3 separate regions of the Homo sapiens genome follow, and all the other regions are linked to region 1. The links are chromatin loops, found by intact Hi-C in ENCODE. Cell type or tissue: PC-3. All regions are shown on one strand.

What was found. A loop is a pair of places that touch in the nucleus more often than their neighbours do. Peaks named below come from ENCODE experiments on the same cell type or tissue, not always from the same donor. Only the 100,000 strongest peaks of a DNase experiment are listed, where the experiment ranks them.
Region 2: a loop joins it to region 1, with 6 times the contacts of the local background. A loop is called at or near these places in 2 of 110 quality-filtered maps.
Region 3: it touches region 1 in a loop (2.8-fold over the local background); 3 of 110 quality-filtered maps call a loop at or near these places.

What each region holds. Positions count from the first base shown.
Region 1 is chr7:27,573,003-27,581,002 of GRCh38, reverse strand. The region is part of intron 4 of HIBADH (3-hydroxyisobutyrate dehydrogenase); the gene reads left to right. Among named protein-coding and RNA genes, the nearest start is that of TSL, 39 kb to the left of the region's middle. In PC-3, a CTCF peak has its summit at 4,455 (motif pointing right); a DNase peak (open chromatin) is centred at 4,462; H3K27ac peaks cover 392 bases.
Region 2 is chr7:27,342,438-27,350,437 of GRCh38, reverse strand. LOC107986733 (a long non-coding RNA gene) reads left to right here and starts at 3,668. Exons shown (of 3, transcript XR_001745009.1): 1 at 3,668-3,728. In PC-3, no CTCF peak of the experiment used is centred here; DNase peaks (open chromatin) are centred at 627 and 3,327; H3K4me3 peaks cover 2,121 bases; H3K27ac peaks cover 2,499 bases.
Region 3 is chr7:27,437,670-27,445,669 of GRCh38, reverse strand. No RefSeq gene overlaps it. Among named protein-coding and RNA genes, the nearest start is that of TSL, 170 kb to the left of the region's middle. In PC-3, no CTCF peak of the experiment used is centred here; a DNase peak (open chromatin) is centred at 3,019; H3K27ac peaks cover 1,533 bases.

The sequences.
Region 1 (8,000 bases):
GAATAGACACAGTCGTGAAAGAACTTCCACATGATCGCCTACCCCTTAACCTGCATGCATTTGTATGCATGTACTCTGCCTATCCTCCTGTTAGAATTGGCCAAGCAGCAGTGGTCTCTGAAGTCAGCCTTTCTACTTCTGCTTTGATCTCCACCTCTCTTACCTTCTTCCCCATTAAATCAATTTCTAGGAGTTGTTCCTTAATAGGTAGTTGAGATTGAGAACCACTCTGCTAGAATGTAAACTCCACAGACCAAAGATTTGTTCTCTTGCTCATTGCTGTATTCTCAATGCCTGTAACAATACATAATCCAATAGTAGGCACTCAGTCTTGTGTTTAATGGATAGATGAGTGAATGGATAAATGAACAAATGAATCTTTCTGGTAAAAAAGATATAAATTGCAGTACAAGCTCTGAAGAGCTTAATAAATAATCTTTCCTTGTGTTTTATGATCAAATTGGAGCTAAACTGTTCATCTTACAATGTTCATTTAAAGAGTTTTCTGCTGATTTACTGTAACTATCCTCACCTGAAAACTTTTCCTAGCATTTTTATGCACACAGTCCTAGTTATCTGGATTTTTGTTGTTGTTGTTGTTATTGGGAACTGAGATTTTTCTGATTTCTAAGTGGTTAAGCTTTGCTTTTCAAATGAATTTCTCTGGTGGCAGTTTCACAAGTGAATAGATCTGTACAAATCCAGAACTGTTCATTTTACTCATTACTGCTACTTGGAAGACCTGAGTTCAACTGCCTGCTCCATCACTTTTTCTCACTGAAGTGAATCTGGGCATGATTCTTGTATTGAGAAATGCCTAGTATAGTCTCAATATAATTGATTGCATTTCTTTCATTAAAATCAGGGGAAACATGTTTGTTTCCTTGACACCTGTGTTTCATGAAAAATCGTAGAAAACAGCCACATGTATTTTAATTTAGTTCTATATCTCTTTTCCCTTAATCCTAATTTGTAGAAGTGTGGCTGTTCAAACAGACTCTCATGTATTTTGAAATACATGCAGTGCGGTTTTTGTATGGGAGCAAGTACTATGGATTTTCTTGGGCTATAACTTAGTAGCATGGCAGTAGGTTATAGAACCAGTCCATGAATCCTGCAGTTCTTACTAATGTGAGTCAAATGGTATTATGGTAAAGATACCTCGCTGCTTTTTTGGTGGCTGTGTTTTTATTTGTAGGACAACCCTAAAATAGAACTCAGCTAGGTCATTTCTAAACGTAATGTTGTGGTGGATACCCCAGAACAAACACCATTAATGTGGTTAGTCATTTACTTGGAAAGCTATTGCCAGGGCAAACTCAGAGCCACTAGAGACAGAAAGCACATAAGTAAACCTGCTTGTTAAAGTGGAGATACAGAGTAACTCAGCAATGTAATAATACGAAGTAATGGTTAAGTATTCAGTTTATAGAAATTTGACTCAGATGTTTCAATAAAATATCTGTTTTTGTAAATCAAAAGATAACTACCTTCATTGGTATTTGGGACCAAAGTTTTTCCTCCTTCACTTTCTGCCCTTTTGGAAGACACAGTAAAAATAGAATTCATGAAACATTTCTAAATAATGGGTGTATAGAGATTCTCTTTATGTGTGGTATCAGTGCTCTGCTATGTAATTATTTGTTATATTTTAAATTTCAATTTATGTGTTCTCTCTTGCCCCCTTCAGCCCCGTGCCACATAATTTTTGTTTTTGGTGGAACCATTCAGCCTTAAATACTTTTAGTATATATCGTCTGAGAATAGGGACATAACTCCAAAACTACTATCACACCCAAGAAATTTGACTTTGATTCAGTGCCATCTAATATATAACCCATATTCAAATTTTCTCAGTTGTCCCCCAAATAACTGGATTTTCTAATTTTCTTTGATCCAGCATCTAATAAAAGTTCATATGTTACATTTAGTTGTTTTGTTTCTTCATCTTTCTTTAATCTAAAACAGTTCCCATGCCCTCCCTTTAAAAATAAAAATAATCTATCTTGACATTTCTGGAGTCTAGACCAGTTATTTTATGAAATGTTCCTCATTCTTGATTTGTCTGATTATTTTCTTACTGTTAATTTTAGGTTAAATCTTTCTGGTTACCATATAGAGTCTGATTATTTTTTAAGAAGTGTAGTATTCAGTTATAGAGAATCTTGACTTGTTCTGCCTGCTTGCACCTGCTTTTCTTAGAGTCCTAACCTCTCAACTCAGGTGCAAGGAAGCAGAGTTTGACTACTTTTGTGGGTACTGAAGACCTAGCTTATTGTAACAACAAAAAAAAATGTGGTTTTATTTTTAGTAAAAATCAGTGTCCAATATGCGCTCTAAATATAATCTGGTTATTTTTGAAATTTATGTTAAGAAGTAAGAATTTGGCTGGGCGCGGTGGCTCACATCTGTAATCCTGGCACTTCAGGAGGCCGAGACAGGCGGATTGCCTGAGTTCCGGAGTTTGAGACTAGCCTAGGCAACATGGTGAAACCCTGTCTCTACTAAAATACAAAAAAAATCAGCCAGGTGTGGTGGTGGGCGCCTGTAATCTCAGCTATCAGGAGTCTGAGGCATGAGAATTGCTTGAACCTGGGAGGCGGAGGTTGCAGTGAGCTGAGATCGTGCCACTGCACTCCAGCTTGCGCAACAAAGCGAAACTGTCTCAAAAAAAAAAAAAATCTAAACATTGAACTTTAGAACCAAAATGAAATCTTACTGTAACCCTAATGTACAATACTAAGAAAACAAATATTTTCATTGACATATTGAACTTATAAAATAATGTATCTTCAAAAAAAAGATTCTCTTAGTTTTAACAAATATTCATGCTTAAGTAATGTCTTCAGCTCCACATTTTCAGAACCCTATTAACTCTCACTTAGCAAAATTAGCATACTGAACTCTCTAAACTATTTAATGATTTGATTTATATATGTTCATTCTAATGAACAATGGATGCTAATAACAGTATTCTGTGAGGAGTAAGGTTTTTTTTGAGGTCAGCAGTGTTTAGATTAATCAGGTTGACATTTCTTGCTGGTGGGTCATGAACTGTTGATAATAGCATTAAATGGTGATTCAGTTGTTGCAGAAGGTACAACTCATTATCCAGCTACTATATTAAATCATTACAGAAACAATTGGCACTCCACACCCATGTGTTCTGCAGCAATGGTACATCAGGGAAGTATATTTGTTTCTTTTATTTACATCTCAAATTTTTTTGGAGGCTTACCTACATTCTTAAAGGATGCTACAGCATTGCCACTACTTTAGGGAACGAGGATGATTATCTTGACTGATTTGGGGGGATGAAGGGATATATAATCCTTTTAATAACACACCCAAAGTCTTCTCTTTATATTGCGAGCCTTTCTGAAACCTTGTTTTCATAATGAGTGTACCTGGGTTGCAAGTAATAAAAACAAATATATTTATGGATTTTTAAATTGGGTTTAAATTTAACATAAATTATTATTACAAGGATATGGGTCTTTTAAAAAGATTTGTATTCATTTTAAGAGAGAAATGATGCTTGGCCAGGCACAGTGGCTCATGCCGGTAATCCCAGCACTTTGGGAGGCCGAGGTCGGCAGATCACCTGAGGTCAGGAGTTCAAGACCAGCATGGCCAACATGGAGAAACCCCATCTCCACTAAAAATAAAAAATAAGTCAGGTGTGGTGGCGCATGCCTGTAATCCCAGCTACCTGGGAGGATGAGGTAGGAGAATTGCTTGAACCCGGGAGGCGGAGGTTGTGGTGAGCCGAAATCATGCCACTGCCCTTCAGCCTGGGCAACAAGAGCGAAACTCCATCTCAAAAAAAAAAAAAAGAGAGAAATGATGCTTGGAAAGTTCACAAATGTGCTGTAGAAGTAATTTCTTCCGAAAGGTCATTGTTATAGAAATCTCTTTAAGAAAAATTTAAGAGATGAGCTGGATTTGTTTTTTACAGTTGTTAATCTATTGCCTTTTAAGATAAACCTTAGTAATTTGGTATGCATTGAATCAGAAATTGTTGGTGTCTTTGAATTTTAAAATCAAGTATGTTTTCAGTGTGTCCCGTGTGTATAGGCAGTGAATAGATAGTAGCATGACAATTGTATTAATGTTGATTTCATTTCTTATTGGATAGTAAAGAATTAGTGAAGTCAGTTTCTAATTATTAATAAAATACCCCAAACACCCAGCCCCACGGTTTCACAAATAGGTGCTCGATCATAATTTGTTAATGAATGTGTGACACTTGGGTAGAAGCAGGAGAGCTTTTTGGCATTTTGTATTTGCCAGAATATACTTTAAGGAGCTAAGTATAGGAAAAAGGAATATTTCCCTTTATAATGAAAAGGAATATTAACATCTTCAAAGTAATTGCCTTATTTAGGGTAAATAGGTTCTTCAAATCTATGCTGACTCTTTAAGAGAAACAATATAGCATTGGAAAATTATGGGCCACTAGAGGTCACTGTTTAGTAATCAACTTTTAATGAACCAGAACAGTCAGGAGAGCCAATAAATTACAGTGTGGATTTTTCTAATTATGAATTCATATTTAATCATTCAATGACAAGTTAACTTTGGAAATGGTTTTGTGTACTTTGCATATGTGGTTATGCTAATGCACTATTATATTTCTCTGATGTTGGCCCTCCATCATTAGAATAGAACATTGCCAAAGGCTTTGTTATATAATCTTAATTACTAATTATGAGACATAATTAACCTTGTTACCGCCTCCACATCCACACAGTTTTTGGAAATAAAGTTTTACTCTAAATAACAATTACTTTTAAGTGAACATAGGTGTAATGGTTATGATCAGTTCCTCCTCCTCCCTCATGTCTTGTCTTCCTGCTTCATTCTTGGTTTCCGTTGCTCCCATCCCTTTCTCTGCTGTCTTATTTCTTTCCTTCCCTCCTTTGGATTCCTTTTCCACTTTATTTTGTCAGTGATTGAATGTTTCTTCTCAAGCTTTCCAGCCTTGATTCAATGAGTAGAAGAATGTGACTTTTACTGCATATGTTAAAGTAATCCTAGGGTGGGCAACTTGAGCTGAGCCAACCAGCAGTGCAAAGGAAGATTGTATGCATATAAGCAAGCATGCTGCTGCTGCTGTTGCTGCGAGCAGATGGCTGTCTTCAGGCTGTCCAGCCCAGAATCCATTCAGGAAAAAGCAGATTTCCGTACTTACATGATAAAAACTGTTTTCCTCCTTACAGGCTAGGCTAGTTGCTCAAGAGGAGGCCTCATGATCTTAGGGAAAAAACAACATGTGCACATGTGTTTCCTTTTTTTGAAAACAGCCCTGTGCATTATTTCTTAGAAAGCAGGCACATCACACCATTGCTCGGACTTCCTCTACTTCTTGCTGCTTTTACCATCCCTGCTGCTATGCCACTGCTATACAGTTATATCCACCTCACTGTTCTGAGATTTCAGTCTGCCCAAGATATACTTCTGATAAATTGTTCAGAAACTTTCTCTGGTTCCTGATGCTCACCCAGTCCAGCCCAGTCTTCCTTCTCAGCCTGCCATTCAAGGCTCTCCACACTCTGGATCCAACTTACTTTTCCATTCTTATTTTCTGCTACTTCTTTCCACATGCCTTAAATTCTAACCAAACTGGACTATTCACTAATTCTTAAATATTTACCTTATTTACTCAAGTCCCAATGTAGATGCCACCTCCTGTGATCTCTCCTTAGGTAAAAGTCACCCTCCCTGTGAAGCACCATGACAGGTTAGGGTCTCACCTACATTGTAATTACTGTATACCTATGTTCTCAGCTACACTGTAAGTCCAGAGATTCTTGACAAATAAATCAAGAGTGCTAAAATTTCCAATTAAAAAACCTATTTGGCAGAGTATCTGGCTTTCTAATTTTATTCTGGGAAAAGTAAAATAATTTTATAATGCTAAGGTTTGTAATATTAGGGAAGGTCATGGGATATCCTAGAACTCTCATCTACAAAAGATAAGATAAGCCTTTGTCCAATAAGTTGAGCTCTGTCTGAACACATAAGAATAGTAGTCAGCTTGCCCTTCTCGATTACCTGCTTTATAATATCACTGGGAATACAAACAGTTCTCTATTAAATCTCCTAAATGAGAGGAAAATGTATTTTATAATTTAAAATGGTATGTTCATTTTGTATGTACATAGCTCTATTTTGAAGAAATTGAGTTTTGTTAAAACAGTCTTTTGCTTATAACAGCTCCAGATTGCTTGTGTTTTGGTAAAAATAAGAGATGTGGAAGATACATGGATTTTGAACTTGAACTATATTTTGGGGGCTCTTTTCAAGTATTAGTTCCAGTGGCTGAGTACAGTATGTAAATTTCATTATTATTAGAGGGGGAGGTGTGCATAACCACTTTTTTTCTCTATTAGAGCAGCAATAATAAAGTTTTGCATGTCTGAACCTATCTATGTACTTAGTTATGACAGAAGCTAACTTGCAAGCTTGTTTGTTTACAAATAAAAAAGGTAAAGAGTTACCTGTTTGGAGTTTGGAATGTACTTTCCTTGGAAAAAATATTTTCTAATATATTTAGGTCCCTATTATTTTCAACCTCACATATATTGAGAATATCCCTAAATTATAACACAATTAGCATCATATTTCTGTGGGAAATGATTTCAGAGATTCTTCGTGGGATACCAGCCCCTCCTATCCTATCCTTTGAGGAAAAAAAAAATCACCTGCTATCTCTTCCTCCCCTTTTCTAAGCTGTGGGATCTGAAATTTTCTCTGGGGATTCACCTGCTTTTCCAAAATTCCAACTATCTAATTTCTAAAGAGATTTTCTAACTCTGTATTTCCATCACAGACTTTTCTGATTTCTGGATCTGCATTTTTATTTATTGGACTCCTTCAATCAAGCTCATTTTTGGAGTCAAACTTTTTCATTTCAGTAAAACCAGCTCTAGCTCTTGGTCCTCTATAGTATATTACAATTTCAGTTTTTCTAATCTTTTAGGTTCAAATTCTGAAAGTAGCACTGTCCAATAGAAATGTAATATAAGCCACATGTGTAATTTAAAATTTTTTAGTAGTCACATTAGAAAAGTAATAAGAAACACAGGTGAGGATAATTTCAGGAATACATTTTATTTAACCCAGTATATCAAAAACATAATTTCAACATGTAATCAATATAAAATTTATTCAGATACTTCACATTTTTTCATACTAAGTCTTTGAAATATGTGTGTTTTACACTTAAAGCACATCTGAATGTGAACTAGCTATATTTTAAGTTCTCAGCAGCCACATGTTGCTAGTAGCTACTCTGTGGGACAGGACACAGCCTTAGAGAGTCTGCCGCTACATTTTTCTCTTAGCCAGTGACATATTCTGGTTCTGCACTACCTGTCAAAGTTTGTTAAATACATGCAAGGAAATTTACAGAATTTTTCTCGTTCCTTTTTTCCTATACTTCTTCCACTCCTGTTTTTAGAATAATGCATATATCAGCCACTTTGTTAGAATAAGTCATGGTCTTTGCTCTCAAGAAGCTCATACTCTAGTCTAGTCTAGACGATGTCTAATCAGTGAGATGGGCATGGAAAAAGATACTGTGTTACAGTATGGATCGGTAATTGCCATAACAGAGATATAAAGAAGTTCCATGATAAGACGATGATGTAGTTAGGGTCATCCACATTTACCAGATCTGATTGCTAGGCAGTTGCTTTCCTGAAGAAGTAATCCATGTTTACCATGTATTATGGGGCTGGATGAGGACATTCCAAGAAGAGATAGTATTCAAAGTTGAGAATTAGAAAAGGGCATGGCATGTTTGAAGATTAAATGAGAGTCAGTGTATCTGGAGTTTTGTTTGTTCTAAATTCAGCTACTTACAATTTTCTGCACAAATTCCCTACTTTTTTCGCCTTTATGCGTTTGCTTTTGCAGATCACTTTACACAGAATTTCTTTCTCTGTCCCTAGTCGTTTCTTACCAGTATATATAATCTTAATCATCTTTCATGG
Region 2 (8,000 bases), 230 kb after region 1:
ATGGATGGTAAATGTTCCAGTTACTTTTGCTATGTTACATTTTCCCCAGAACTTAGTAGCTTAAAACAATTAACCATCATTTTATCATATCTCATTATCTCTGTGGTCAGAAACTTGGGGACCATTCAGTTAGGTGGTTTTCTAGGCAGGGTCTATCATAGTAGTAGTCAAATGATGGTTGAAGCCAGGTAGTCAGCAGAGGGGCAGAGTAGCTGGGACCTAGCCAACCATCTCTCTCTCTTCATGTAGTCCCGGGGCCTCTCTATGTGGTTTCACCACATGTGCTGGTTTGGGCTTCTCTACAACATGGAAGCCTCGTGGCTCCAAGGCACAAGCGTTCCAAGGAGCAAGGTGGAGGCTAAGTCGCCTCTTGGAAGTTACATGGTTTCACTTTCGCCAAATTCTATTAGTCAAAACAGTCATAAAAGTCTAGTTTCCAGGGGAAGAAATACAGACGCACCTATCAATAGGAGAAGGGTCAAAGAATTTGTGGATATATTTTAAAACCAGCGCACTAAGGAATTAGAATTGACAGGGCTTAGTGATTGATTGGATTTGGGGAGTAAAGCACACAGAGTGGAAGATGACTCAAAAATTGGTGACCTGGGCCAGTGGATGTGTAATTAACCAAGGTATGGAACTCAGGAGGAGGAACAGGTTTGATGAGAACAAGGTAGGTTCAGGATATGTCTAAGCAAAGATGACCAGCAAGGCAGTTAGAAAGTTATGTCTGGACCCAGGGAGAAAGTTGGGGGACTGAAAGGCTGTGTAGAGAAGCTTAGCCTTGACTATCCCAGGGAGAGTGTGTAGATCAAGAATAGAAGTCTGTGGACCGAGGGAATTAAATTTTGAGATTATCTGAGTATCTGCAACCACTCCATAGATTATATCTACCCCAAGCAGATATAAATGTGACTGACTCCACAGGGCATGTCCTTAGTGGTGAGTGGATACTGAGTGGGGCTGGCAGCTGGGGGGCCATCGTGAGGGTGGTAGAAAAAGACTGGACCAGGGTTGTGGGATCCCAAGGTCATGGTCATGTTCTTTCCCTACCGCACCTCCTCCCTGCTGTGTGCTTCCTTGTCATAGATGGACTCCATTCAGTTCCCACTTACCAGCTGCCCCCCTCTCCAACCCTTGGTTCCCTTTAATTTTGTGCGTTTTCTCCAGCTTGGGCGTAAGCCACTGTCCTTCCTCTACCCCCATTTCTTTCCCTTTCTCTTCCCTTCTGAATTCCAGGGCTTCCCCCACCCGTGATTATCTCCCTTCTCCTGTGCTAAGGTCTGGACTGAGATTGATTCTCAGCTATGCCCATCTGACAGACGGAGACAGACCACTTGTCCATACAGTATGGCATTTCCCAAGCCATTCCTACTGGCTTGCACTATCTTTTTACATTCAAATATCCACTTCTCCCTACTAAAAAAGCAAAAAAAAAAAAAAAAGCTCTGCTAGATTCCTTTTGACTTTTATTATTCTATTCTCAAATATTTGGGACCTAATCACTTAGACTTCAATTGAATTTGACTTTTCCAGATTTTCATCAAATCACTTGATATTTTCTATCTAACACTGAACCCTGTATTTTTAAAAGCCACATCACCTGGCTCCTGGATCTTAGTGACATTCTAAAGATTCACTTGAAAACAGAGTTTTTTCAGCACAAATGTGAACTCATTTGATTCTGTTAGTCACCCTACAAAGGAGACAGGTAAAATGGGTATTATCATTATTCCCATTTCTACTGATGAAGAAATGGAGGCTATGACAATTCAAGTCACCTGTCCCAAAACATACTGCTGGTAAAGGAAGTAGCCCAAATTTATACCCAGGTCTCCTGTAACACCATGACACACCACACTGCTTCTCAAAGGCCTATTACAGATGACATCCATTATAGTGAAACATTTGGAATAACTTTTAGGTGACACTTATTTGTAATGGAAATAGATATTCTAAAGAATCAATACTAAATCAGGATATCAAATAGATGGCATTATAATCTTGGTCCCACTGAAGGTATTCATCTGTAGGTTTTATTATTATTATTATTTTGAATTTAGGAACATTGACACCTTTATTATAATAACTTTTTTAGGATGACTGGGTTTTGGGGCATTTCTCTGAAATAGCACCTTATTAATCATGAATGGAGTCTTGATTTTTATTTTAATCATGTGCCCAGACATGGAGGGAAAAACGGAGAAACTTCCAGATTCTTGAGGCCAACTTTTTATCCCGTTATTAGAACTCCTTTCTCGTGAGGCATCGTAAGGCAGAAAGAGGACTCTCCTGGCTGCGAAGTGAGACAGAAGGACTCAAGCCACTTCACTTGAGGCCTTTCCTAGTCCTACCTTCGTTTAAACACACACACTCACAACCTCTTTTGATTTACACTGCTGTAGCCCAACTGTTTGGGAAAGCTGATGTTGTGGAATCCCTAAGTCATCTGTGACCTAGGTCACTAAAGACAGGAGCAATTTAGTAAAAGTATTAATTGAAAGTCTCCTGACAAGCCCTGCTCCTTCAGATAAAGTTACACATCAAACCCACACAGGCCGCCAGGCTATTCTGAGCAGGCTGAGATTTTCAATATCTCATAAACAGGCCCTTCAATCACTACAATCTAATAAGGCTATAATCATCATTGACACTATAATGATTAAAATGAATAAAACCCATTAAGAAAAGTCATGTTGAGTTATTAAAAGTTTCGCTCTGTGTGATATGTAATCTTTTATCCATTTTTTATGATGAAATCTGTAACCATCTATCCACGAAAGACCATTAATTTACTGCTCTGTGGATGTTACCATGCTCTTTAGTTTAACAGCTTATCATTGATTTCTTGAGGGAGATATTACATTTGGAGAAATACACATGGAACAAAAGCCCGAATGTTGCTCTAAATTTCCCACTGACAGAATGATCAAAGTATTTGGGTCTGGTCTGCAGCTCGGGGCTAGGGAACAAGTTTTCTAGAGCAGAGCAAGCCCTCTGGCTACCAGGCAGCAGATACATGTTTTCAGGCATCACAAATGCTTCTAAGGAAAGGTCATGTGCACCATGGCGGGAGGGGGGGAACAATAAAATGTCCATTAACCGGAGCCTAGTTAACTGGCTTATTGGCATCTATTAGAAACAAATTGCAAACAAAACTGATCCTATTATAAACTTCTCCTCCTCCCGTCGGTCAAGGGCAGTCTCTGATTGGTTCAGAAGAGGCCCCAACAAATACAGCGTTGTCAGATGGCTCCTTTATTTGCAAGGAGAAGATTGGGTTTCTGCCAGCAGCAGTCTCCAGCCCTGACTAGCAGAGAACTTACAGAGTTGGGAGGGATACGTGGCCCCGTCCCACAGAAACAGCACTGGAAAGGTGACTAATGTACTCCGGCCCGCATTCTTTCAACAGGGACTTTTTCCCCTAAGCAAACAGCAATAAAAAAATCTGAATAGAAGAATGTGGACACAGTGCTGAGCTAAGTGGTGGGGGAGCCCGATTCTTAATGTGTACTTTTTCTTATAAAAAAAACTCTGCTTCAATATCTTTACTGCTCATCTCCTGTTTAATCTTATTAACAGTAAAACCTAAAAAGATTCTGTGAAGCCAAGAAGAGGGTGTTGTCTTTAAAGGCATTCTTCATTTTTCCTGAAATGATTAATAAATCTATTTGCTAGCCTTCTTCGGCTGCCTCTCACTGAACAGACTTGCCAGTGTTTTCCAGCAGGTAAGGACAACACCCACACCACAAGGCAAAAATGGTGGGCTTATGTTTTATCAGATTTCCTTATTTTCCAGATTTGCTTCCATCATTGAGGTCCTGCTGGGTTTGGGGGGGCTTTTTTTCCACCTTATCTAAATAATATTAGGTTATAAACGTCATTCATAACATACTATCTCTTTTACTAAGGGAAGCCTGTTTTTACCAAAATAATCAAATATTCTTTATAATCCTCCCCTTTAAAAGAAAATAGAAAATTCCATTTGTAAGGTTTAAGTATAGTTCAAAGCGCAGCTAACAGACATCGATTTTTTTCAATCTTTGGAGAGTTAATTTAAGCCTACAACATTCCATCATGTAAGACAAAATGGTTGCTAAATGAAATTAAAAGGCAAATCCTCCAAGAATAAAAAGGAAATCGTTCTTTATATAATACATCATTAACCTGTGGAAATAACTGCTTCGGGGCATGATTGAGGCTAACAGCTTAGTAAAAATGTGTAAATGATGTAATACTTCTACAGATAAGAATGGCATTAGCGATTGTGAATTCTAAGAATGTTCACTTTCTGTGCACACACTCGTACCACAGTTGGAGTCGGGAGGACACTTCACAGGCCATTGCCATGCTTCTGCAATTGTTGGTGACACATAAACAGAGCGGTATCCCGTGTACGTACAATTAATGTTTTCTGCTGTTCTCATACCTTCATCTCACTTTTAACTATATTGATATCAACTGTGGTTCAAAGTGAAAATGGAATTGGGTAAATTATTTGTCCATTTCCATGAGGCAAGCCTTTATTTCCCCTCAATTTTTGGGAGGAGGGGATCAAGATGAAATGCACTATAAATGGTCATATGACTATGTCTAAAGACCCTTAAGAGAATTACAAAATTACTTAAGCATTCTGATCAAAAAGGACTGATATCTCGAAGAAAATTGTGCATGTGTGTGTATCTGTATATAACATAAAGTAAAATAAATAAGCCAGAGTGGGAGATAAGGAAATTCAGTACATCAAAGAAGGCTCCTTTTAGTCTATCTTCAGAGAAGGTGAAATTGACTGTTAAAATACCTATAAAAAATTTTAAAGACATTCCTGAATTTTAATTTATCATCATGGTATTAAAAATATAGCTCTTTCTAACCACGGAGGCACTGAAGATTTTGTGACATGAAAGTTTTCCTGGTGTTAATTTGAGCCTTTAATTAATTATAACCTTTTAGAAGGGGGCTGTATAACTGCCACAAAAAAAAAGGTTACATAGAGATGATGAAAAAATAAGACTCATTGCAGATTTTTAGTGAAGCTGCGCATTGGTGAGCTGTGGTTCTCAAGTGATGAGTCAGCACTTCTGTGATTGCAGGTGGAAAGAGCAATAAAATCTTGCTGAGTTTAGTTATTGAAATTATATGGTTTCATAAATAGTATAATGTTGTTCTCAGCAGGTAAATTTTATATTTTAATGACATCTGTATTATAACACATACAAATTCTCAAGCTCAAGGTCAACAGAGCCTTCTTCAATATGAGCAGCTGGAGCCCAGCACTGAGGCTGGAAATGAATAATTCAAGCTCTGAAGTGCTGAGGGCGTGGGAAGAGAAACTGAGATCACAGTAACTTATTAATTAGGAAAAAAGATATTTTCCTGGTAGGCCATTTGGAGGTATAGGAAATATGCAGGTGTGAGTGAGTGAGAATGTTGTATAGATGACTAAGCTTTCTAATGAGGTAACAGAACTGAGTGAAGATTTTGCTATAATGAAGAGGCAAGCCTGCTGTAGAAATGAAGCGCTTTGGATTTCAGCTTTAACTATGTTAAAATACAAGTCAAGTGCTCCTTAATTAGAACCAATATACTCCTGTTCACCTGATCACCTTTAAGCCCAGGTAACCACATTTGCACATCTAAACTCCCTCCTGAACTTATTAACTTAAAAAAAAAATGCCTGAAGAGACTAACTTTGTTTGGGTTGTTACTAAATCAGCTTTGTTTCATTGAAAAGCCTGCTCATTAGCTGTAATCCTTCCAGCTGTTTTCCCTTAGAGCCTCTGCAGGTCTACTGCCAAGACTGGTGTGGAGATTTTTGCTTGGATAAATGGCACATTATTGCTCCTCTTTCAAAACATCTCTATACCACAGGGTGACTATAGTTAATAACAATGTACTATACACTTGAAAATTGGAAAGAGAATAGATTTTAAGTGTTCTCACCACAAATAAATAAGTATGTGAAGCCATGGATATGTTAATCGGCTTGATTTAGCCATTCCACAATGTATACATATTTTGAATGTCATGTTGCACACCATAAATGCATACAACTTTTATTTACCAATTAAAATTCATTAATTTAATTAAATCTCCCTCATGTATGAACCACTTAGTAATTTACAACGCACTTTCCTTTGCATCACATTGTATTGAATCCTCACAGCAAATTCTGAGGTAGACAAATCTCTATTTTACAGATGATAAAACTAAGATCCAGAAAAGCTGATTCATTACTTAAGGTCAAACAGGTAATCGTTGAAGTCCAGGAACACATTTAGGTCTTCTCTCTCCAAATCTGCCTCTCTCCTTACCATACCAAACTTCACAGTAGCAATGTTGAACACTGCGTGATGCTCAGTAACCATTTTAAAGTCATAACACAGTAGTTTGTCATTGCTAAACCTTTTATGGGTTGTGTTTCTTTAGACATTACAGAAAGTGTTTTAAGAGCCGCTGCTCGTTTACTCTGGTTATCCCAAGACAAACAGTGTGGGCGATGGAAGCTAACCTGACTGGTGGTCTGCCCAATAGTTATCCCCTCTGCCTTTCTTTCCTGAGAGAGCCCTGATTTTGTTTGGAGACCTCCCTTTCTCTATGTCATTCATAGTAAAGCCTGAATAGACCAAGCTAAGCAAGGTAATGCTGTCTTCTATCAGTGACTGGTTTAGGAAGGAGGCTGCAACACAATTCTGGCCAGTGAAATGCAAGAGAGACTACCAGAGGCCTTCTCAGGAAAGTTTCCTTAGTTTTAAAGAGAAGCACATTACGAAACATTCCCTCTTCTTCTTCTTCTTCTTCTTTTTTTTTTTTTTTTTTTTTGAGACGGAGTCTTGCTCTGTTGCCCAGGCTGGAGTGCAGCGGCATGATCTTGGCTCACTACAACCTCCGCCTCCCAGGTTCAAGTGATTCTCCTGCCTCAGCCTCCCGAGTAGCTGGGATTACAGGCACACGCCACCATGCCCAACTATTTTTTCTATTTTTAGGAGAGATGGGGTTTCACCAGGTTGGCCAGGCTGGTCTTGAACTCCTGACCTTAAGTGATCCGCCTGCCTCAGCCTCCCAAAGTGCTGGGATTACAGGCGTGAGCCATTGCGCCCAGCTGACCCTCCCTCTTCTTTTAATGAGTAGCATCATCTCATGACCATGAGAAGAGCTAGCCTCAGGAAGAAGCTGATCCACTGAGAATGACAGAGATGGTGGGAAGCCAGGTCCCTGATGAAAAGCTGATGGATTAATCAACCCTAGAGCCACCATGCCCCGGGACTTCTTGTTACAGAAGAAAAGAAAATTCCCTTATTGTTTAAAACAGTTGAGTTGGAGTTTCCTGCTACTTACAGCCAAGCATCTAACAGAAAATTTGTCCAGGTGAACAAGTTGGATACGTATCTCAATTTAAGGCCATTTAAAGTTATGCTACAATCAGCTGAAAAGATCTTAAATTGCCTAACAACTGTAGGATATTATTATATCCATTAGGTGCTCCAGCTTTCCTAAAAATATACTTATTTTTATTTTCACAAATAAAAAGCACCTGAAAGACCATACATAAAATCATCTCATAAATTAATAACAATACATGATTATAAATCTGGAGATCAGCATAATAAAATGGTTAGAAACCTATTAGTTGAAAGCTTGGATAATATATATAGTCTTGAAAACCCCTTTTAATTCTAAATCTTATGATGGAGAAAATTCTTATACTGACATATCAAGCTGTATCATCTATTAACATCACAAAGATGTTTGTGGTAACTCATGGAGTCCCCACAATGACACCTAAGATGAGCCAGGCTCAAAAACAATTAGGATTTACAGTCATGCTGAGAAAAATGTTCTACTATGTCTTCCTTGTGAAATACAGTAATATAAAAGGATGCAATGTAAACCATATTTCAGGGAGAGAGTAACAAAGAGGTAAAACCAAAATGGAGTGGTTACACGTCTGAGATCCACATATCCTTATATGTGTGGGAATGCTATCAATGAAGAACACC
Region 3 (8,000 bases), 140 kb after region 1:
ACCGCTGTTCTACTCTCTATTTCTATGAGATCAATGATTTTAGATTCCACACAAGAATGAGAGTGTGTTTATCTTTATCTTTCTGTGCCAGTCTTATTTCACTTAACCTAATGTCTTCCAGGTTCACTCATGTTGCTGCAAATGACAGAATGTCTTTCCCTCCCTCCCTTCCTTCCTTCTTTCCTTTCTCCCTCCCTCCCTCCCTCCCTTTCTTTTATTTTTATTTTTTGAGACAGGGTCTCACTCTGTTGCCCAGGCTGGAATGCAGTGGTCCAATCATGGCTCACTGCAGCCTGAAACTCCTGGGCTCAGGCGATCCTCCTACCTCGGCTTTCCAAGTAGCTGGAGACTCCAGGTGCATGCCACAACATTTGGCTATTTTTTTTTAATTTTTAATTTTAGTAGAGATGAGGTTTCACTATGTTGCCCAGGCTGGTCTCCAGCTCCCAGGCTTAAGTGATCTTCCTGCCTCGGCCTCCCAAAGTGCTGGGATTGTAGGTATGAGCCACTGCACCTAGCCAGTGACAGTATTTCATTCTGTTTTATGGCTGAATAGTATTTCTGTGTGTGTGTGTGTATAAAATTTCCTTTATCCATTCATCAGTAGATGGACACAAGTTATTTCATATCTTGGATATTGTGAATAGTGCTGTAGTAAATATTGGAGTGCTATCTCTTTGATATACTGACTTCCTTTTCTTTGGATATATACCCAGTAATGGGATTGCTGGATCATATAGTAGTTCTATTTTTAATATTTTGAGTAACTTCCATACTATTTTCCATAATGGCTTTCCATAATACATTTCCACCAATGGTGTCTAACAATTCCATTTTCTCTACAGTAGCTCTTGTTATTTTTTGTCTTTTTTGATAACAACCATTCCAACTGGGGTGAGGTGATATCCATTGTGGTTTTGATCTGCATTTCTCTGATGATTAGTGATATTGAGCATTTTTTCATATGTCTGTTGGCCATTTGTATGTCTTCTGTCAAAACAACCTTGCAAGTAAAGAAAAACTTGGAGTATCACATATCCCAACTTCAAAACTCACTACAAAGCTACAATAATCAAGACAGTGAGTTATTCTCTCAGGATAGACATATAGATCAGTAAATAAAAATTGAGAGACCAGAAATAATCCCCTGAATTTCTAGTCAATTGATTTTCTTGACAAAGGTGTCAAAACAATTCCATGGGGAAAAAATAGTCTCTTCAACAAATAATGCTGGAAAATTGGATATCCACATGCAAAAGAATGAAGTTGAACCCCTACCTCACAGCATATACAAAAATTAACTCAAAATTGATCAAAAACTTAAGTGTAAGAGCTGAAAGTATAAAAATCTGAGAAGAAATATAGGGGTAAATCTTTGTGACCTTGGATTAAGCAATGATTTTTTTACATATATATGACATCGAAGCACATGGACAAGAAAAAAACAAATGAGCTGGACTTCATCAAAATTACAACTTTTATGCTCCAAAAGACACCATCAAGAAAGTGAAAAGACAATCTATAGAAAATTTGGTAAATCACACATCTGGTAAAGGATTTGTATCTAGAATATATAAAGATCAATTACAATTCTATACAGTAGTTCCTCCTTGTCCATGGTTTTGCTTTCTGCAGTTTTAGCTACCCACAGTCAACCATGGGCTGAAAATATTAAATAGAAAATTCCAGAAATAGGCAATTAATAAGTTTTAAATTGCAGGCCATTCTGAGCAGTGTGATGAAATCTCATGCCACCCCGCTTCACCTCACCGGGTAAGTGAAGCATCCCTTTGTCCAGCACATCCACGCTGTATCCTCTACCCACCCATTAGTCACTTAGGAACCTTCCTAATTATCAGATCAACTGTCATAATATTGCAGTGCTTGTGTTCAAGTAACCTTTGTTTTACTAAATAGTGGCTCCAAAGTGCAATCGTAGTGATGCTGGCATATTTTTATAATTGTTCCATTTATTATTAGTTATTGTGAATCTCTTACTGTGCCTAATTTATAAATTAAACTTTAACACAGGTATGTATGCATAGGAAAAAGCAAAGTATATATAAGGTTTGGTACTCTTTTCAGTTTCAGGCATCCACTGGAGGTCTTGGAACATATCCCCCGTGGATAAGGGGGGACTACTGTAATAAAAAGACAATCCAGTTGAAAGATTGGCAATGAATTTGAATCAACATTTCTCCTAAGAAGATACACAAATGGCCAACAAGCCCATGAAAAGATGCTCAACATCACTAGCAGTTAGAGAAATACAAATCAAAACCACAATGTGATACACCCCAGTAGGATGGCTAGACGCAAAGACAGGTAATAATTTAGTGTTGGGGAGGATGTAGAGAAAATTAGAACACTCAGGCACTGCTGGTAGGAATGTAAAATGGTACACCAACTTTGAAGAACAGCCCTATAGTTCCTCACATGGTTAAACAGCTACCACATAGTCTAACAATTCCATTCACATGTGTATATATAAGAGAAATGAAAATGTGTGTCCAGTCACAAAATTATAAACGAATGTCCACAGCAGTAGTAGTATGTATAATAGGCAAAAAACAGAAACCACTCAGATGTCCCTGTAGGGGTGGAAAGGTGTGGTACCTTTCCTCACCCATCATAAGAATCACAACCAACACGCCTATAGCAGGAGTTGGGTTAACAAGACAACAGCATAATAGCTTATTTAATCAAAGTTTTACGTGACATAGGAGCCTTCAGAAATAAAGATCCAAAAACCAGGGAAAATTTTGTATGTTTATGCTTAGGTTTAATGAAGAATGGATGGCCATGCAGAAATATGATTAGATTAAAAGGGTATGATCTAATAGTAATAGATGGAGAGGGGGAACCCAGCAAGACCTGTCTGTTCAAATCCTTCTTGGCCTCTCTGTGTAGCATTCCTTCCTTGAGGATTGGGCAAGATCCTTCTGGGATGAGAGTCTTCAAGGAAGAAGGGAAGAGGGAGAGTGATCATCCTAGGTTTTATGGCTTGCTTTGGGGAGAGGAGTTCTAGGTTCTATGACTCACTTTGGGGAAGAGAAATTCTGGCTCCTATGACTCACTTCCAGGGGTAAAGATTTGGCACATCTCTCAACTGGTGAATGGATAAATGAAATGTGATATACCCATATGATGAGATGCTATTCAGCAATAAAAAGAAAGAAATACTGATACATTCTATAATCCATAAAACCTTGAAAAGCCTTATGCTATGTGAAAGAAACCAGTCACAAAAGACCACATATTATATGATTCCTTTTACATGAAAGGTACAGAACAGGCAAATCCATAGAGACAGAAAATGGGGGATGAGGAGTTAAGGGGGACAGCTAAGGGGTGTGAGGTTTCTTTGGGAGGTAATAAAAATGTTTCTAAAGTTGATTGTGGTGATGGATGCACGCCTCTGTAAATACACTAAAAGCCACTGAATTGTACACTTTAAGTGTGCGAATTGTATGGTCTGTGAATTATATCTCAATAAAGCTGTTAAAAAATAGCTTTGTTTCCAAATGACAAAATCAATACACATTCTTTGTGGAAAACTTATAAAAGATTGAAAATATGAATGGATAAAGTAAAAGTCACCCATAATTCCACAGATAACAAGAGGTAACATTCTGGTGTCTATCAAGGACATGCTTTGGCTCTTCTGAAGCAAGGAGCAAATTCCTTTACAGTGCAAGAACCTTACTGGCTTTACTGGTCCCCCAAGATATGTGTTGGCATATGACATTGCTTTCACAAAGCCCTGATGCTGTAGAAATTAGTTCTGTCTCTGAGATGGCTCATAAACCATTTTTACTTTAGCAAGTGGGGTTGAAAGTGAGATCTCTTGAGGCCTTGGTGGATGGGGACAGCAAAGGTTGAGTTTGCATGGGAGGTAGAAAAATAGAAATGTCTGGAGCTTGGGAATCTGGGAAGTGTTATGGAAAGATGAACCCCTGGGAGAGAGGAAGAATAAATATAAGAGTGAAGTAGAAGGCTAGGGGCAGGGGCACATCTTTGAAAACAAGCCTTACCTATTTCACTGTTTTGCACATAGAGATAGTCCAAGATCTGACAAAAGAGGAGTGTTAATAATCATGTCTAAAAAACCTTCCTAGCATTAATATTACCACTAACAATAACCCTTTCTCCATTGAATAGTGTACCAGATTGTATTTTCCAGAAATCGCAATATCTATAAGGTTCTTCTATCCCATACGCTCTTTTTGCAAGATGCCTGGCACTTCTTCACCAAGAGATGGGAGTCTGTCTCCTCTCTTCAAATCTTGGTGTGACTACCCTGACCAATGGAATATGGTGGAAGCAATGCTATGTGACCTCTCATAGGATATAGCTCCCACTTGGCTCTTTCAGGACACTTGCCTTTGGAACCCAGCTACCATGTTTTAGGGAAGCCCAGGCCACATGGAGAAGCCACATGTGGGTGTTCTAATCCACAGTCCCAGTTAGACCTTCAGTCAACAGTCAGCATCAGTTGCCAGACATGTGAGTGAAGAGCCTTCACATGCTTCCAGTTCTGAAGCTTTGAGTTTTCCAGCCAAAACCATTAACAGTGAGAAGCAGAGACAAGAAATCCCTGCTGGGCCTGTCTGAATTCTTGACCCACAAAAACTGCAGAGGATAATAAATGATTGTCTAGTTTTGAGTCACCACATATATGGTAATTTTGTTACACAGCAATAGATAACTAATACAAATGGTGTTGACAGTTTCAAAAGTTTTTCACAGTAATCTGTTAGTTCAGGCAAGCACAATGAGGAAAGTTCTTTCCATTTTACAGATAAAGAAATTGAAAGGCAGAGACATGTCTCTGGTGTTTTTTATTGCATGTGTACATATGCTAAAAGTTTTAAACTGCATTATTTACTTTTCTCATTATTACTGTTAACTTGAGATTACTTATATTTTATTAGAAAGGGAAACTTTGATTCCCTTAAAAGGACTCATAAAAATAAAAAATAAGGCAAGAGTCAAGGAAGTCAGACAAATTGTTACTTCTTCTTCCTGAATTTGGTACCACTTATGCTCTAGTTTCCAACACTCAGTAACCTTAACGGTGAATCAGTTTTAGAACTATATGACCACCTGCAGAATCCCACCATCTTAAAGGATCTTAATCTAACAGATCTACCATCTCATGCCACGGTGTCTCAAGTTATATCTTAGGATATCTAAATTTCTGTAGATGATGGTAAAATATGCTGCTGAGTTTCACAGGATCCCTAATGAACCTTTGTGTTTGCTAACTGCTCCAGACACATGTGTTTCTTCTGCAACATTTTCCCTGTTGTCATACTAGGCTACCTATGGTAGGTAGCCTATGTTAGGTGAGTAAGGGTCTTAGTTATGAAAAACACTGACCAAATGATAAGGTACTCGCTCTGATTTGAGATTCAGTTAAGAACCATGACTTTTATGCTCAATCAGTATCTTGTACTTTTTTTTGAAAAAATAGCAAGTTATTTGTTAAGTCAGCTTCCAGATCCTTGACAGATCATCTTTGATCAGAAATATGGCTCAATAGAACATATCTAGAAAAATATGCAAGCTGTGCATCTTTCCTATCTCCTCTGGGAAGTAGGTCTGAAGGGAAAGGAAGTATTACTTTTTACTCTTTTTTATTTGAGTTTTTATTGTAAGCATGTGTTGACTTTATAATAATAATAAAAACAAAATAAACCCCCCCCAAAAAAATTAATTTAAAAAGGACCCTGCTTCTGCCAGATGTTCATTTACCTTCACCTGGATCTAATTTCTTAATTTCTCTCTGTCTTTACATCTGTGTTATGGATATAACAAAGAAAAGTTCAGAGATGTTGGCATTTGCCGTGGAAAATAAAGAAAGATCTCTTCCAACAACCCCAGCCACATTACCCAGGGAATGGTGGGTTCCATAAGCACTTGGGGGAAAATGTTTTCATTTTCAAAGGCTTTGACCTGGACTCTGGAGCACCACCCAAGGCCTTAAAATTCCATCTGTAGTTCCAGGTGGAGATCTGAATTCCCTCTTGGAAGTTTGAGCTCTTAATTAGGATGAAACACTTCAACAGACATTTGTTATTTAAAGACAAAACCCAAATCAAATTCTAAATTGGAGGTTTCATGATAAACAGTTTGGGACAGTGATACGAAGATATCTACACCATATGCACTGACATTTTATTTGATCTGTGGGAAAGAGGAAGGGACTCCATCGGGGAGAAGAAAGAGGACCTGCCACATGGAGGTTGGAGTGGGAGGGGCCGGGGTGTGAGGAAAGAGATCCAGGGGCAACCTCCAGCAAGGGCCATTGCCAATGAACTCCTAGTGTGGTTCTATCTGAGGTACAGTTTTACCCTTTTCTTCCCTGCTTTGTAACCCTTTTATAATCCCAAGGAAATGTCTGGCTGAAAGATACTAATCTGTAGAGGATTATTTGATGGCCATGCAGCATACCAAGTGTTCTAAGTTACGTAGATTTTCTCTTTTTCAAGCCAAAAATATCATCTTGTACAATATTATTTTGGCAGACTCTGGGATTATTTGCACGGAGTTTGCTCTGGTGTACTCTCCTCTGTTTACATTGAAGGACTCCCAATAAACAGCCATGTGAGGTCATTATTGCATTTACTGTTAAGACGTTGTTAAGTCAGTGTTTCTGAACCAATTCAATATCCTCTATATAAAGATGCATGTGTAAAATTTCTTTCAGACCAAATCCCAGGAAAATCTTTTATTCCCCTGAGAAATTAATACTTTTCCTCATGCACAATGAATCATATTATAGATTAGGCTTTTTGTTTTGTTTTGTTTTTTTGCTTTGACTGCCAGGAAGCTCAGAGCCAGATTTGCCACTCAATTGTAATAGTTATTGGATCAATGTCCAGCATCTCTCTGCTTCAGCTTGAACCTTGGCCTTGTTCTTCTATTCTATATGTTTTTACTGGCCCTGCTTTTTAAAATCTATTTTCTATTTTATACTGCTTATTCTCTATAAGCTGCCCCAAATCCTTTAGTAAAAATAGTCCATTATATGTAAATAAACAAAATAATAGAACAATTTAAGGTAATCAGTTTTTTCTGCAGCTAACAGGGACTTAAGAAACAATCTAATCTGGCTAGGTGTGGTGGCTCACACTTGTAATCCCAGCAGTTTGGGAGGCCGAGGCTGGTGGATCATTTGAGGTCAGGAGTTCGAGACCAGCCTGGCCAACATGGTGAAACCCTGTCTCTACTAAAAATACAAAAATTAGCCGGGTGGTAGTGGCAGGTGCCTGTAATCCCAGCTACTTGGGAGGCCAAGGCAGGAGAATCACTTGAGCCTGGGAGGCGGAGGTTACAGTGAGCTGAGATCACGTCATTATACTCCAGCCTGGGTGACAGAGCAAGACTTTGTCTCAAAAAAAAAAAAAAAAAAAAACTAATCCAACTTGCATATTTTATCAGTGAGTAAAGGGAGACCCAGCAAGGCCCACCTTGATTTGCCTGGGACTGAGGGGTTTCCAGGCACATGGGACTTTCAGCATAAAAATCAGGATGAGCTGGTCACTCTACTGGGTTAAGTGGCCTTTCTAAAGGCACACAGCAGTAAACAGCAGAAATGGCACCAAAGCCCAAGCCTCTGGCCCTCTAAGGCAGCTGTCTTCCCTTATTAAATGTCATTTTAGAGACTGGTTTTATGAAAGCAAGAGTTTAAAATATGTATCTAGGAACAATTCAGTATCCATCTCTTAGTTCTTATCTTTAAATTTTTTTTCTTTCATAGGGAGTTACACTTGACTCTTTCCTCCTGTGTACAGTTGTATCCACAGCTAGAAAGGTATAAGCACTCCCCGAAGATAAAGTTCCCATCCTAACAGCTTCCTGGCAGGCGCAGCTGACTGCACTTCTTGGAGTAAGAAAGGAAACTTCCCTATGGCCCACTGCTCCAGGCCTCCCTTCTGTTCTCCAGGGCAGAAGAAGAAAGGCCCCAAACTAACACTCACTGGAGCTTTGGGAAT